2 separate regions of the Homo sapiens genome follow, and region 2 is linked to region 1. Evidence: chromatin loops called from intact Hi-C (ENCODE). Cell type or tissue: HCT116. All regions are shown on one strand. Links, peaks and the distances in the headings refer to the core of each region. The heading gives the core; the rest is flanking DNA.

What was found. Hi-C counts contacts between places; a loop is a spot of excess contacts. Peaks named below come from ENCODE experiments on the same cell type or tissue, not always from the same donor. Only the 100,000 strongest peaks of a DNase experiment are listed, where the experiment ranks them.
Region 2: it touches region 1 in a loop (16-fold over the local background); 19 of 110 quality-filtered maps call a loop at or near these places.

What each region holds. Positions count from the first base shown.
Region 1 is chr19:1,544,326-1,549,690 of GRCh38, reverse strand. No RefSeq gene overlaps it. Among named protein-coding and RNA genes, the nearest start is that of MEX3D, 21 kb to the left of the region's middle. RefSeq lists a silencer at 1,984-2,184 and a cis regulatory region at 3,144-3,544. In HCT116, for the core only: a CTCF peak has its summit at 3,320 (motif pointing left); a DNase peak (open chromatin) is centred at 3,390; H3K4me3 peaks cover 697 bases; H3K27ac peaks cover 1,092 bases.
Region 2 is chr19:1,793,791-1,799,155 of GRCh38, reverse strand. It overlaps ATP8B3 (ATPase phospholipid transporting 8B3), which reads left to right. Exons shown (of 29, transcript NM_138813.4): 15 at 2,151-2,182; 16 at 2,277-2,445; 17 at 2,891-3,079; 18 at 3,169-3,281. Among named protein-coding and RNA genes, the nearest start is that of ATP8B3, 16 kb to the left of the region's middle. RefSeq lists enhancers at 1,922-2,733, 3,032-3,326, 2,734-3,546 and a silencer at 3,032-3,326. In HCT116, for the core only: CTCF peaks have their summits at 2,941 and 3,142; DNase peaks (open chromatin) are centred at 2,911 and 3,235; H3K4me3 peaks cover 674 bases; H3K27ac peaks cover 1,300 bases.

The DNA of each region.
Region 1 (5,365 bases), core at 274-5,273:
TGGATGGGAGGGTGGGTAAATGGATGGATGGATGGATGGATGGATGGATGAAGGGATGAGTGGGTGCATGGTTGGAGATGGATGGATGGGTGGGTGGATGCTTGGATGGTTGGATGGATGGACGGATGGATGGATGCGTGGATGGATGGGTGGGTGGATCGTTGGATGGATGAATGGATGGGTGGATGGGTGAACAGGTGGATGAGTGGGTGGGTGGATGAGTGGGTGGATGGTTGGATGGGTGGATGGGTGGGTGGATGCTTGGATGGATGGATGGGTGGATGGGTGGACAGGAAGGGGGATGGGTGGATGGATGGGTGAATCAGGAGTTCAGAGGAGAGAGAGATTAATTCTGCCCAGTGAATTCTGCTTGGGGATGCTGCAGAAGGCTAGACAGGGCTGGTTGGATGTGGGGGTCAAAGGGAGACAGTATGGCAAAGGTGTGGAGGTGGGATGACAGGGCACACGCAGGGAACAAAGAGTAATCAGAGAACAGGTGAAAATAACGGGAGATGATTTCAGAAAGTGAATTGGGATATGGTCTTTGGTTTCTTCAGTCTCACTCACCCCCTGCACAGAACTGTGATGGGAGCCCCTGTTTTTGCTGCAGTCTAACTACCTCACCCCTAAAAAAAAAAAAACCAAACCAGCATGTGCTGGACTTCACCAGCCAACAGAATTTAAGTCTAAATTTAAATGTAATTACCCTCAGGTGGCTGCTGGCTCCTGTGTTGGAGCTTTCTAGAATCTTCTAGAATGTTCTAGCCCAGCGTTGTTCAATAGAACTTTCTACAATGATGAAAACGATTATGGGAATGGTCTAAATCTGCACTGTGTGATACAAAGCCACCAGCTGTGCATGATTTGTCACCTGAAATGCGAGGACAACTGGGAAGCTGAATTTTTTATTCTACTAAGCTTGAATTTTATTTATTTATTTATTTATTTATTTATTTGAGACAGGTTATTGCTCTGTCACCCAGGTTGGAGTGCACTGGCTTGATCACGGCTCACTGCAACCTCCACCTCCCGGGGCTAAAGCGATTCTCCTGCCTCAGCCTCCTGAGTAGCTGGGATTACAGGCACCTGCCACCACGCCCGGCTAGTTTTTGTATTTTTAGTAGAGACGGGGTTTTACCATGTTGGCCAGGCTAGTTTCGAACTCCTGACCTCAGGTGATCCACCCACCTCAGCCTCCCAAAGTGCTGGGATCACAGGCGTGAGCCACTGAGACTGGCCTTTTTTTTTTTTTTTTTTTTTTTTTTCTTGAGACAGAGTCTTGCTCTGTCACCCAGGCTGGAGTGCAGTGGCACAGTCTCAGCTCACTGCAACCTCCACCTCTTGGGTTCCAGCGATTCTCCTGCTTCAGCCTCCTGAGTAGCTGGAATTACAGGCATGTGCCACTGTGCCTGGCTAATTTTTTGTGTTTTTAATAGAGACGAGGTCTCACCATGTTTCCCAGACTGGTCTCCAACTCCTGAGCTCAAACGATCCACTTGCCTTGGCCTCCCAAAATGCTGTGATTATAGGTGTGAGCCACCTGGCCTGGCCTTATTTTTTAAGAGTCAGGGTCTTGGGCCGGGTGTGGTGGCTCACGCCTGTAATCCCAGCACTTTGGGAGGCCAAGGCGGGCAGATCACGAGGTCAGGCGATCGAGACCATCCTGGCTAACACGGCGAAACCCCGTCTCTACTAAAAAATTCAAAAAATTAGCCGGGCGTGGTGGCGGGCGCCTGTAGTCCCAGCTACTCGGGAGGCTGAGTCAGGAGACTGGCATGAACCGGGGAGGCGGAGCTTGCAGTGAGCCGAGATCGCCCCACTGCACTCCAGCCTGGGCAACGCCAGGTTCTGGGACCAATGGACACACATCTCACCAAAGACCAACCAGGGAAGAGGAGGCAGGGGTGCCAGCGTGCCCAGAGGCAGTGGGAGGAGAGGAGGGGGGACAGAGGTCCTGAGGAGGTTTGGCTCTGGGTCCCCACCCAAATCTCATCTCGGTTGTAATCTCCATGGTCCCCACGTGTGGAGAGAGGGAGCAGGTGGGAGGTGATTGGATCATGGGGGCGGTTCCCTCGTGCTGCTCTCTGATAGTGAGTGAGATCTCACGAGATCTGATGGTTTTATAAGGCAGTTTTCCCTGCTCTTCCTTCCTCTCTTTTCGCCTGAGTCAGGTAAGACACGCTTGTTTCCCCCTGCACCGTGATTGTAAGTTTGCTGAGGCCTCCCCAGCCATGCAGAACTGTGAGTCCAGGAACCTCCTTTGTTTATAAATTACCCAGCCTTGGCGGGGCGCGGTGGCTCCCGCCTAGAATCCCAGCACTTTCAGAGGCCGAGGTGGGAGGATCAATGAGGCCAGGAGTTCGAGACGGTGAAACCCCATCTCTACTAAAACAAAAAATTAGCTGGGCGTGGTGGCGGGCGCCTGTAGTCCCAGCTACTCGGGAGGCTGAGGCAGGAGAATGGCGTGAACCCGGGAGGCGGAGCTTGCAGTGAGCCGAGATCGCGCCACTGCACTCCAGCCTGGGCGGCAGAGAGAGACTCCGTCTCAAAAATAAAAAGATAAATAAATAAAAATAAAAGAAAAAATAGTTTGCTGAGAATGCACATGTACCCTAGAACTTAGAGTATAATAAATATATATATGATAAAATAAAAAAAATAAAAAACAATACATTACCGAGGCTCAGTAGTATCCTCCTGCCTTGGCCTACTGAAGTGCCGGGATTACAGGTGTGAGCTCCTGCATCAGGCTTCTCAGTGAGAGTTATAAGCCAGAGACCTCCATTCTTGTGGTCCCTGAATTACTGGGCGGCGGTGGGGGTTGGGGAGGACGGTTTGGGGAACACAGACGGGAATTAATTCCATAGGTGTTTATTATAATTGATTGAGCGCCTTATTGCCAAAGCCCACAGTGGGTAGGCTGTCTCGGCTGGGCGTGGTGGCTCACGCCTGTCATCCCAGCGCTTTGGGAGGCCGAGGTAGATGGATCACATGAAGTCCTAAGTTCGAGACCTGCCTAACATGGCGAAGCCGTCTCTACTAAAAATACAAAAATTAGCCGGATGTGGTGGTGCATGTCTGTAATCCTAGCTACTCTGGAGGCTGAGGCAGGAGAGTCGCTTGAACCCAGGAGGTTGAGGTGAGCTGAGATCACGCCATTGCACTCCAGCCTGAGCAACGAGAAACTCTGTCTCCAAAAAAAAGGGGGCCCTCGCTCCTACCCCACTGCCTCCCCGACTCCATCGCGACCCCAACTCCTTCCCCATTTCGACCCCACAGCCGCCAGGCTGGACCAGAACGGCACGTTCTCTGTCGCCACCGTGTGGCCAGCGCCGCACATGACACCCTGCCCCTCCCCGCCCCGACATCGGAGCTCTGAACCCCCGGGAAATTCCCGGGAGATTTGTCCAAAGTGGAGACACAGGTCCCTTCGCTCGTGGCTGCGAGCTTCCCCCGCGCACAAACGGGCGCACCTGTTTCCCCGTTTTCCTGCCGCTGGCCGACCCTCGCCCAGTAGTTCAGCGCTAGTACGCAGTGGGGGCTCATTAAATATTTGCTGATTGGCCGGGCGCAGTGGCTCACACCTGTAATCCCAGCACTTTGGGAGGCCGAGGCGGGCGGATCACCTGAGGTCGGGAGTTCGAGACCAGCCTGGCCAACATGGTGAAACCCCGTCTCTACTAAAAATACAAAAATTAGCCGGGTGTGGTGGCGCACACCTGTAATCCCAGCTATTCGGGAGGCTGAGGTAGGAGACTCGCTTGAACCCGGGAGGTGAAGGTTGCAGTGGGCCGAGATCATGCTACTACACTCCAGCCTGGGCGACAAGAGGGAAGGTCCATCTCAAACAACAACAACAACAACGAAATTGATGATTGCATGGATGACTGGCAGGGGACACAGAAATGTGTTCTTCCTTTATGCAAAACAGATCCAGTCTCGCCCAGTGTTAGGGGCGACAGAGAGATACCTGGACACCCCACACCACCCAGAGAGTTTTACCACTACCCTTTCAAGGGCAGAAAAGACTCCACTTTCTTGGCTTTTTTCTTTTTTTCTCTTTTTATTTTTTGAGACAGAGGCTTGCTCTGTCACCTAGGCTAGAGTGCAGTGGTGCGATCTCAGCTCAGTGCAACCTCTGCCTCACGGGTTCAAGCGATTCTCCTGCCTCAGCCTCCAAAGTAGCTGGGATTACAGGCACCTGCCACCATGGCCGGCTAATTTTTGTATTTTTAGTAGAGACGGGGTTTCACCATGTTGGCCAGGCTGGTCTCGAACTCCTGACCTCAGGTGATCTGCCCGTCTTGACCTCCCAAAGTGCTGGGATTACAGGCGTGAGCCACCGCTCCTGGACCATAATTTTTTTTTTTTTTTTTTTTTTGAGATGGAGTCTCGCTCTGTCACCCAGGCTGGAGTGCAGTGGCGTGATATCGGCTCACTGCAAGCTCCGCCTCCCAGGTTCACGCCATTCTCCTGCCTCAGCCTCCCGAGTAGCTGGGACTACAGGCGCCCGCCACCACGCCCGGCTAGTTTTTGTATTTTTAGTAGAGACAGGGTTTCACCGTGTTAGCCAGGATGGTCTCGAACTCCTGACCTCGTGATTCGCCCGCCTCGGCCTCCCAAAGTGCTGGGGTTACAGGAGTGAGCCACCGCACCCAGCCCTCATAATTTTTTAATTGAAAATTTTATTGAAATAATTGTCAATTCATATGCAGTTGCAAGAGGAGGGAGGATCTCATGAGCACAGGACGACAGGAATTCTTCTAGGTTGCATTGAGCTGTGATCCTGCTACTGCACTCCAGTCTGGGTGACGGAACAAGACCCTGTCTCAGAAAGAAAGGAGGGAAGGGCCGAGTGCTGTGGCTCATGCCTGTAATCCCAGCATTTTGGGAGGCCAAGGCAGGTGGATCACCTGAGGTCAGGAGTGCGAGACCAGGCTGGCCAACATGGGGAACCTCCTCTTTACCAAAAATACAACAACAACAAAAAATTAGCCGGGCGTGGTGGCGGGCACCTGTAGTCCCAGCTACTCGGGAGGCTGAGGCAGGAGACTCGTTTGAACCTGGGAGGCGGTGGTTGCACTGAGCCTAGAACACACCACTGCACTCTCGCCTGGGCAACAGAGTGAGACTCCATCTCAAAACAAAAACAAAACAAAACAAAACAAAACAAAAACGGGTGTGGTGGCTCACGCCTGTAATCACAGCACTTTGAGAGTCCAAGGCAGGTGAATCACGAGGTCAGGAGTTCGACAGCAGCCTGGCCAACATAGTGGAACCCCATCTCTACTAAAAATACAAAAATTAGTCGGGCGTGGTGGTGGGCGCCTGTAATCCCAGCTACTCCGGAGGCTGAGGCAGGAGA
Region 2 (5,365 bases), core at 282-5,281, 250 kb before region 1:
TTATTTATTTTTTGAGATGGGGTCTTGCTCTGCCGCCCAGGCTGGAATGCAGTGGTGCAATCATAGCTTATTGCAGCCTCGAATTCCTGGGCTCAAGCAATCCTCCCACTTCAGCTTCCCAAGTAGCCGGGACTACAGGAGAGTGCCACCTTACCCAGCTTATTTTTGTATTTTTTGTCAAGACAGGGAATCCCTATGTTGCCCAGGCTGGTCTTGAACTCCTGGGCTTAAGCGATCCGCCTGCCTCCGCTTTTCAAAGCACTGGAATTACAGATGTGAGCCACCACACCCGGCCACTGCTCTTCTTTTGACTTTCACAAGCCTTTATTTGTGGATGCTGAAATTCGAATTGCTGAGTATTTCTCAGATCACAAAATAAAATAGTTTTGTTTGTTTGTTTGTTTTTTGTTTTTTTTTTGAGACAGAGTCTCGCTCTGTCGCCCAGGCTGGAGTGCAGTGGCGCGATCTCGGCTCACTGCAAGCTCCACTTCCCGGGTTCACGCCATTCTCCTGCCTCAGCCTCCCAAGTAGCTGGGACTACAGGCGCCCGCCACCACGCCCGGCTAATTTTTTGTATTTTTAATAGAGACAGGGTTTCACCGTGTTAGCCAGGATGGTCTCGATCTCCTGACCTCGTGATCTGCCTGCCTCAGCCTCCCAAAGTGCTGGGATTACAGGCGTGAGCCACCGCGCCCGGCCACAAAACAGTATTAGTATTATTCTAGTCATTTTTTTTCCTGACCATTAAAAATCCAAAAACAATTCTTAGCTCGCAGGCCGTACAAAAATTGATGATGTGGTGGGGTGTAGTTTGACAGCCCCGGGTCTAATTTATAACCAGGGCACGTGGTTTGGACTGGGTCATAATTTAGTGTAGTGAGAAGTCCCCAAGAAATGGTTCAAGTTCAGCTATAGAAAAATGGGCCCGAGGTTGAGGCGGGTGGATCACCTGAGGTCAGGAGTTCGAGAGCAGCCTGGCCAACATGACAAAACCCCGTCTCTACTAAAAATACAAAAATTAGCCAGGCATGGTGGCAGGCACCTGTAGTCCCAGCTACTCAGGAGGCTGAGGCAGGAGAACTGCTTGAACCCGGAGGTGGAGGTTGCAGTGAGCCAAGGTCACGCCACTGCACTCCAGCAGCCTGGGTGATAGAGAGAGACTCCATCACACACACACACAAAAGACACCACAAAGGGGTGGCATGCACCTGTTGCCCCAGCAACTTGGAAGGCTGAAGAGGGAAGATGTCTTGAGCCCGGGAGGTTGAGGCTGCAGTGAGCTATGATCGCACCACTGCACTGCAGCCTGGGCCACAGAGTAGGACCCCATTTCTAAGAACAATAAAGCATAAAAAGTGGCTGGGTGCGGTGGCTACGCCTGTAATCCCAGCACTTTGGGAGGCTGAGGCGGGCGGATCACTGGAGGTCAGGAGTTTGAGACCAGCCTGGCCAACATGGTGAAACCCCATCTCTACTAAAAATACAAAAATGAGCCAGGCGTGGTGACATGAGCTTGTAATCCCAGCTACTCGGGAGGCTGAGACAGGAGAGTCACTTGAACCCAGGAGGCTGAGGTTGCAGTGAGCTGAGCTTGTGCCACTGCACTCCAGTCTGGGCGACAGAGCAGGACTCTGTCTCAAAAATAAATAAATAAATAAATAAATAAATAAATAAATAAATAAATAAAAATAAAAAAGAACAAAAACCCCAGGAGGAGGAAACAAAGTGTGTCCCACGGATGGGGCTGCATCCCGCTCCAGGCTGTCCTTTTGGGGTCCCTGGGAGACAGGAAGGGGCCACATCCCGCTCCAGGCTGTCCTTTTGGGGTCCCTAGCCCGCATCCCGCTCCAGGCTGTCCTTTTGGGGTCCCTGGGAGACGGGACGGGGCCGCATCCGGCTCCAGGCTGTCCTTTTGGGGTCCCTGGGAGACAGGATGGGTGTGCTCCCCTCTTCCCCGCTTTCTGCAGGTGGTGGAAACTGAGGTCAGCTTTCGCCCCAAGATTGCTCGGGGTGTCGGTTCCAGGGCCACAGGCCTGGCTTGTGTGGCTGCACCAGTGGCCCCCGGAAGCCTGAAACTAGGGGTCAGGGGCTATGGGATCCCGAATGGGGGGCCTGTGGGAGCTGAAGCAGGAAGCTGTGTCTTTCCCCAGGGCCGGATTCAGAGGCCACGACCCGACCTAAGGTGAGCCTGCCTGGCTTGCAGCGCGGGACGGTGAGGGGGACGGGGCACGGGGAGCGGCCCACCCACAGCCGGCCCGTGCCCCCGCCACCCCCAGGAGAACCCCTACCTCTGGAACAAGTTCGCCGACGGGAAGCTGCTCTTCCACAATGCGGCCCTGCTGCACCTCGTGCGGACCAACGGGGACGAGGCCGTGCGGGAGTTCTGGCGCCTGCTGGCCATCTGCCACACGGTGATGGTGCGGGAGAGCCCCCGTGAGCGCCCAGGTGCGCCCACCCACCTCCCCATCTCTGAGGCCGCTCAGCCCCCGGGGCACGGCAGTGTCCCCAGCCCCGCAGCTCACCCGGCCCATCTTCCAGGGCTTTCAGCTGGCTTGGGGGGCGCTGAGGCCGGTGTGACACCAGCCGCACCTCGAGGGCGTCCGGGCCTGGAGCCCAGACAGTGCTGACAAGCATCGTGGCGGGAGGGCGGACGTGTCATCGTCAGGGCTAAAGGATGTCCAGGCCTGCGGTCGGAGCCCGAGGATCTGTTGTTGAGCGGGAAGGTCGTCTAGTCTCAAGTGCTCACCTCCATGCATTGGGTTGTACAGGCGGGGGTCCCCGGCCACCATCAATAAAGGTGTAGCCCAGGCGATACCCATCTCCTCCCTGCACTGTGGAGATGGAGACGGGCTCCACCACGTGACCCCAAAATGGCCCCCCTCCCTACCAGACCAGCTGTTGTACCAGGCGGCCTCCCCCGACGAGGGGGCGCTGGTCACCGCAGCCCGGAACTTCGGCTACGTGTTCCTGTCCCGCACCCAGGACACCGTCACGATCATGGAGCTGGGGGAGGAACGGGTCTACCAGGTCCTGGCCATAATGGACTTCAACAGCACGCGCAAACGGATGTCGGTGCTGGGTGAGCCCCGCCACCCAAGCCCTGGGCCCCCCAAGGTGGGGCGGGCAGACGGGGAGCCTCTGTGGGCAGCAGGGCCTGTTCCCCCACAGTTCGAAAGCCAGAGGGCGCCATCTGCCTGTACACCAAGGGCGCCGACACGGTCATCTTCGAACGCTTGCACAGGAGGGGGGCAATGGAATTTGCCACAGAGGAGGCCTTGGCTGTGAGTCCCTTCAGGAAGGCTGGCTTATGTGTGTGTGTGTGTGTGTGTGTGTGTGTGTGTGTGTGTGTGTGTGTGTGTGTGTGTGTGTGTAGGGACAGGAGGAGGAGGAGGCAGGGGAGGAGACTGTACGGAGAAATGGAAGGCTGCAGGTACCTGGGATGGCTATGTACAGTGAGGTATGTTGTGCACTGTACAAAACACCCTCCCCCGGCAACACACAAAACACACACACACCGGCTGGGAGGCAGCTGAACTCCCAAGTGTAGCCCCCAGAGAGAGAGCGTCTTTTTCTTTTTCTTGTCTTGTCTTTCTTTTCTTTTCTTTGAGACAGAGTCTTGCTCTGTCGCCCAGGCTGGAGTGCAGTGGCACAGTCTTGGCTCGCTGCAACCTCCGCCTCCCGGGTTCAAGTGATTCTCCTGCCTCAGCCTCCCGAGGAGCTGGAATTACAGGCACACGCCAGTGCACCCAGCTAATTTTAATATTTTTAGTAGAGATGGGTTTTCGCCATGTGGGCCAGGCTGGTCTTGAACTCCTGACCTCAGGTGATCTGCCCCCTTGGCCTCCCAAAGTGCTGGGATTACAGACATGAGCCATCGCGCCCAGCCTGCCTTTTCTTTTTTGAGAGGGAGTCTTGCACTGTTGCCCAGGCTGGAGTGCAATGGTGCAATCTTGAGTCACTGCAACCTCTGCCTCCCAGGCTTAAGCTATCCTCCTGCCTCAGCCTCCTGAGTAGCTGAGACTACAGGCGCCCGCCACCACGCCCGGCCAATTTTGTATTTTTAGTAGAGATGGGGTTTCACCATGTTGCCAGGCTGGTCTCCAACTCGTGACCTCAGGTGATCCACCCGCCTCGCCCTCTCAAAGTGCTGGGATTACAGGCGTAGGCCACCGCGCCCGGCCAAGGGTGTATTTTTCTCATTTGCACAAGACGACCGTGCGGTTGAGCTGGCCCAGCTGCCAGGACACACTCAGCTCCGTCTGCTCCAAAGCTTCCCACTCTGTGGGGGAAGCCCGAACTCCTCGGCCCAGGATTTGAGGCTTTTTCTGTCCCCTGCTGACCTCTCCAGCCTGGTCTCTCTTTGGCCTCACCAAGGGACTCCCTAGGACCCAGTTTCTGGCTTGTGACTTCCCCACTCTCAGGTGCTGCCTTGGCACCTTTGCACATGCTGTTTCCTGTGCTGGGAGGGTCTTCCCTGCACCTTTGTCATTCAGAAGCTTTCGGTGTCCTCATGACTCAGCCACAAGCTCCCCACACATGGGGCCTTTCCTGCCCCACCCCCTGCCAACATGGGGCTGTCATCACCCCAGGCTGCCTCCCCCTGGTCCAGCCCTGACCCTACAGGGCCAGAGGATTCTGCGTCCAGCCTGGGGGCTCCTCACAGGTTCTGCTGGGGCCCCAGCAGCATGGAGCACAGGGCAGCGGGGTGTGTGTGGGAAGATGTCCTGTGTCCCCTGCTCTGCCAGGATGTGGGGGCACTCTGAACTGGAAGTGCGGTCACAATAATGACCTAGAGCCCAGGAGCTCAGCAGGTCAGCTTAGCTCAGCCACCCCAGGGAATGGATGGGTAAATTGAGGCCGGAAGAAGGGTCAAGGCCTGTCGGAGGCTGCCAATGTCCGTGAAGCTCCTCTGCTGTGTCAAGCCCAAGCTCTTGGACCCGTGCCCCATCAACAACAAAAGGGAAATCAGACATGGTGGCGCGTGCCTGTGGTCCCAGCACTTTGGGAGCCTGAGGCAGGAGGATCGCTTGAGTGCAGGAGGTGGAGGCTACAGCAAGCTGTGATCGCACCACTGCACTCCAGCCTGGGCGACAGGGCGAGACCCCTGTCTCTTAATAAACAGGCTGGCGCGATGGCTCACGCCTGTAATCCCAGTGCTTTGGGAGGCGGGCAGATCATTTGAGGTCAGGAGTTCGAGGCCAGCCTGACCAACCTGGTGAAACCCTGTCTCTACTAAAACTACAAAATCAGCCAGATGTGGTGGTGCAGGCCTGTAGTCTCAGCTACTCGGGAGGCTGAGGCAGGAGAATCGCTTGAACCCGGGAGGCAGAGCTTGCAGTGAGCCAAGATCGCGCCACTACACTCC